2 separate regions of the Homo sapiens genome follow, and region 1 is linked to region 2. A link is a loop called in an ENCODE intact Hi-C map of the cell type or tissue named here. Cell type or tissue: Caco-2. All regions are shown on one strand.

Region 1 (2,500 bases), 430 kb after region 2:
AACTTGCTAGACTTTTGCCAATTCTTATGACTTTTCATTTTATTACTATTTTCAATAGGTAAAACATCATACAAGTATTTATATTATGAGTCTGTCTTTTATAATTCACTGTTTCCTTAGTTCATTGATTTCCCAACTCAACTATAAGTACTTAAAGAATGAAAAGTATCTCAGTCTGGAGCATGGCTCTGATCACAAGTAGACACACCGTATACAAGATTGATTAAATTCATCCCTCTACAGGAAAACTATAACTGTGAATGTAATGTGTTTAAAGTGTATTCACTACCTAAAATTTGTGTTTAAAGTTTAATCATTGCCTAAATAAAGTGCCATATCTTTATTTCAGAATTATTCATTACTAAGTAAGTAAGTGTCCCTCACTAAAAACTAAATGTTATTCTTTATAAAGATTTGGCTTAATATTCTAACTCTAACTCTTAATCCCCCTTTTTTTTTAGATGGGATGTCTTGGGAGCTGTCATTGGTACAGAATGTGGAACGATAGAATCAGGCTTATCAATGGTCTTCCTCAAAGATGGAGAGAGGAAATTATGCACTCCATCCATGGACACTACCGGTTATGGGAACCTGAGGTTTTACTTTGTGATGGGTAAGTACATTTTCACAAACTTTGTTCACCGTGGGGCAAATCCTAGGCCAGCACCTATTCCTGAGGAAGTAAGATTGTTTGTTGTCAACTACGTAAAATGAAAATTCATGAAACGTGAGCTCTCCAGACAGAGCAGAAGCCTGTGGTACTCCCCCGTGTTTCAGGCCAGCCCCGCTGGAGCCAACCTAAAGAGATCTAGTCATGGCTTGCCATGATGAGGCCTGAAGAAGAAATGCCATAATACCTTCCTTCCACCTCTCCCTCCATGGTCATAGCTGAAAAGACAATGAGAGATAAGCTAAAACAAAGCGATTTCTTTTTCCCAGCTTCCCCCCAAAAATAGTCATCAAGGTGAGCCTTTGTTTTCATGAATATCTCATCATTGCATAACTCTTTTGTAGTAGGAAGCTGAGAAATTTAGGTTAATACTTTAATAATACTCTCTATTTTCTAATATGTTTGCAAACACATTAAGAAAAACATGTGTTCATAAGTTATAGTTTTCTTCAAAGTATTGTAGAGCAAATAAAGATAGTTGGAAAATTACCCAAAAAGGAGTTAGAAGGTTGAACTTTGTGACCTCCAAAGTTAATCCTTTTAGTCAACAAGAGCCACAGTTACATATTCTCTCACTGATGTCATTCCAGAAATGTGAGTAGGTGTCACATGCCTTCTTTGTTGAGTGACTGGAAAAGCACAGGCAATATCTGGAAGTGAAACAGGAAATAAACACTGTCTACCTTTGAACTTACTAGCAAAGATGTCAGTTCATCAGGACAAACAGATCTCCTGAGTCTAACTTCAGCATTGACGATTTATTTCTCTTGTATTCCTCACTTCACCTTTTTGATAATCATACAGCTCAGGGTTGCATGGGAAACCTCAGATTGTATCATGCTCTCAAGCATATTACCTATGTGATGCTAACTCATTTTCCATAATTATGTGTTTGATAACAGAGAAATTGTGCATATAAAATAAAGTAATATAGTCTCACATTTAAGGACAACCTCACCTTCACTCTGAACTGGTTTGTCTATTTAAAGGCCCAGAGCTCATTTTCTTTACATAATTAGAATTCAAACTGGCTCTCATTTTATCAAAAGGGATTCCTGGAAAACCTTAAGCCCTCCTCCAAAAAAGTTGTAATAAACATTTAGTATGCCAGCCTAATTTAAGTTTTTTCCCTTTTCCCCATTTTTGACACAATGTATTTCATACCATATTTTGATTTTATTATAATAAATTAACCATATTTGGTGATTTATATGAGATTAAGTCATCATTATATAAGTTCCTTTATATAATTGTCTTTATATAAGATTAATCTTTAATTTTTTCTGGAACAAAGCATATTATTAATCAATGAATTAAAACAGTATTACTATGATGGGGAATTGATTTGAGTGAGCCCAAAGAAGTACATTATCCCAAGTAAAAGCCTCTTCATTCAATTAAAACAGTAAGGAATGCCTACTGAATATAGAGCCTTAAGCCAGGATATATGGAGAATACAAATGGGGAGAATAATGTCACCTAAATCACAGAGTTGCTGGTCAAATGAGTTAATGTATGAAAAGCACTCAAAACTGCCAAATAAATATTTAGACTCAGTATATCTCTGTTGTTATTGATATAAAAATTAATCTGAGTTCCCACCCACAAGTACCATCTGACTATAAGGTAGAATGCAGTGTGCTGTAATGGAATGAAATGCTATGAGAGTATAGAGGAAGCTGTAATTGCAGTGGAGGGATTAGGGTAAAGCTTCATGAAGGAGATGGCATTTGAACTCACCCTTGAAGGATGGGCATGATTTAAATTTAAGGAAGAGAATTCCAAGCTAAGCCATTATGAAAAAAGGGCACAAGAATAAAGGTATGTCAT
Region 2 (2,500 bases):
TGAAGTCCTGGAAAATATAAACATATATTTGAAAGTGACTGTGAAGGTGCCCCCAAGTATGAAAGTTTTGAACAAACAACAACAGGAGCTGAAGATTAGGTATGATTAGTCAGAACTTCCTTCCTCTGTAGACCCCTCCCCACCCTACCTACACTCCTTCCTCTTTCCCCAGCACCCTACCTCCCCTACCATCCATCTGCTCTGCCAGCAAAATGACCTCTCTCCTTGCTATGGCTCCTTGGCTAGCCGTTTTACTTTTTTACTTTCATTTATTATGACTTACAACCAATGTATGGACATTACTAAAAATCTAAAAAGCAGAGAAAAATGTAAAGAAATGGGGAAAAAATTATTTCTACTCTAATCACTTAACGGCAACTACTTTTGAGATTTCCTAAAATATTGCATTAATATGTGTGAGGCATACATACATATATATATATATATAAAATGTCTCCATGACTATACCAAAGTGTTTTCAGTGGTTATGTCTAGGGGGCAAAATAATAGTTGATTTTCACTTTTATTTTTATACCACTATATAATGTTAGAAAAAATATATATGGGTATCTATTAATTAAAATCATGGAAAAAAACAATAAAGCAAAAAGACCCAAATAGGTTAATTCTCTTTTTGAGCTTTGTCCACCTGATATTAAAGTTATCTAGCCAATATTTTTAGGTAGAATAATATAATTAAGTATGGATTCCAAAACGATAATATGGCAAATGCTGAAACAACATGTTTTGAACAGGAAGTTGATGATATACTTCTACTCCACTCTGAGTTACAGATTTAATTTTTATTTAGTTTGGGTGTCTGAGTAAAATAAAAGATTCATTGTAGAAAAAGGAAAAGCAATTAACAAAATTCAGAAGTGGTAAGATGGAAGATAAAAAATAACACAACCTCACTAGCAAGGTCCGTGTATGTACAGTCAAACCGAAAGGCCATAACTACTAAAGGGACTTTTCCTCCAGCAAGAGCAGGAGCAGGGAATTCGCTATTGCTCAATTAATTTCACCTCATCCCTGGGTAAATCAAATAAAATCTTTATCTTATGCTGAGTTGATACAGTGGATAATATCTGCCCAATAGAATTCTATGTTGTCTGCAATGAAATCAACTTTTTTTTTTTTAAACCCTTCCTTTGTTTTGTGTTATTCTTGTCTATGTTGGCTATGTAATCATGTGCCTTTGTCTGATGAAAGCTGAAAAGATGTTCTGGCAGGGGAGGAAGGGGAGCCAGAGTTTACTGGGAATCCTTGGGCGATGAGTGATTGATTAGTGGGTGAGGAGTCAAGTGAGAGCTAGTGCCCGGGATTGAATAAAAGAGCTTCCATTATTCAGAGAGAGTGCTAGACAAGAATGGGGAGAGACTGCATGGAAGGCTGCCATGAGTCTAACAGAAAAGCAACTTTCTGGGAAAGAAAGCAGACATTAGGGTAAAGAAGGCAACTATATTCTACCCACTGGGCAAAAAAATTGACATTAGGGAGGACGAAGGATAAAAAGCAAGACTAGAGAGAGAGAGAGTGTAAACTGTTAATGCTATTTGTGTTTTGCTTTTGTGGGACTCTTTCTTTTTCAATATTTGCCCTTCTCTTGATTGCTGATTACATAACCACCAATTTTATAGAATGTTATGTTCCAGAGGAGGAGTTTTTTAAAAAGTCTGTGACTGATACTACTACAGGATTACTGTCTTATCTCTTTGAATGTTTGTATTTACCTATGGTAGGTGGCATCTGAGATTATTACAGAAGAAGGAAAATAGAAAAGAATGCAAGGCTTAGAGGTTACTCAAAATGGGGTAGCGTCTCATTCAAAGCTAGGGTTATCAGGGGACAAACTGAGATCCTATTCTGGTATTACTCTGGTGTGATAAGACTGTCTTTTCTCTGAACAATGTTGATCAAACTGCAGATTGGGAACCATTATTGAGTTGTGACATCAGCTGGGTATCAGCTAGGTAGATTACTCAGCATCTTTATAAAAGGAAAGAATAGAAAATATCAGCATGCATTGCATGTGGTAAGGGTAAATACTGTTTCATAAAACTTTTGTTGTTTGACATACCACACACACAAACACACACCTGTATATGTGTAGTGAGTTGTAAGGTAAAATGTATTTTTTATGTGGGTCATAATCAAAAACAGTTTCAAAGCTACTGTCATGGAGTACGTTGTTTAATAATACCAAACTACAAATTAAGAAAAACATAGAAGGCTTAAAAATACCAATTATTTGCAAAAGTGTACTCTTGTAATAAGTTTCCACAAGGGTTTTGTGGCAAGGAGAGCCCAAGGAGAGGTTTGAGTTTTTTCAATTCAGACTAAACAAAGATATTCTCAGAAACACACCTAACCAGCAGATTAAATCTTTCAGTAACACCAGTGATGGTGAATGTATCTGTGGGTAAATGGGTATTTAACTGAACGTGTTACCTTTTTTTTTTTTTTTTGAGACGGAGTCTTGTTCCGTTGCCCGGGCTGG

What was found. Hi-C counts contacts between places; a loop is a spot of excess contacts. Peaks named below come from ENCODE experiments on the same cell type or tissue, not always from the same donor. Only the 100,000 strongest peaks of a DNase experiment are listed, where the experiment ranks them.
Region 1: it touches region 2 in a loop (18-fold over the local background); 3 of 110 quality-filtered maps call a loop at or near these places.

Annotation. Positions count from the first base shown.
Region 1 is chr7:103,659,489-103,661,988 of GRCh38, reverse strand. It overlaps RELN (reelin), which reads left to right. Exons shown (of 65, transcript NM_005045.4): 12 at 462-613. Among named protein-coding and RNA genes, the nearest start is that of SLC26A5, 210 kb to the right of the region's middle. RefSeq lists an enhancer at 189-1,388. In Caco-2, no CTCF peak of the experiment used is centred here; a DNase peak (open chromatin) is centred at 1,288.
Region 2 is chr7:104,088,622-104,091,121 of GRCh38, reverse strand. No RefSeq gene overlaps it. Among named protein-coding and RNA genes, the nearest start is that of RELN, 100 kb to the right of the region's middle. In Caco-2, no CTCF peak of the experiment used is centred here; a DNase peak (open chromatin) is centred at 1,271.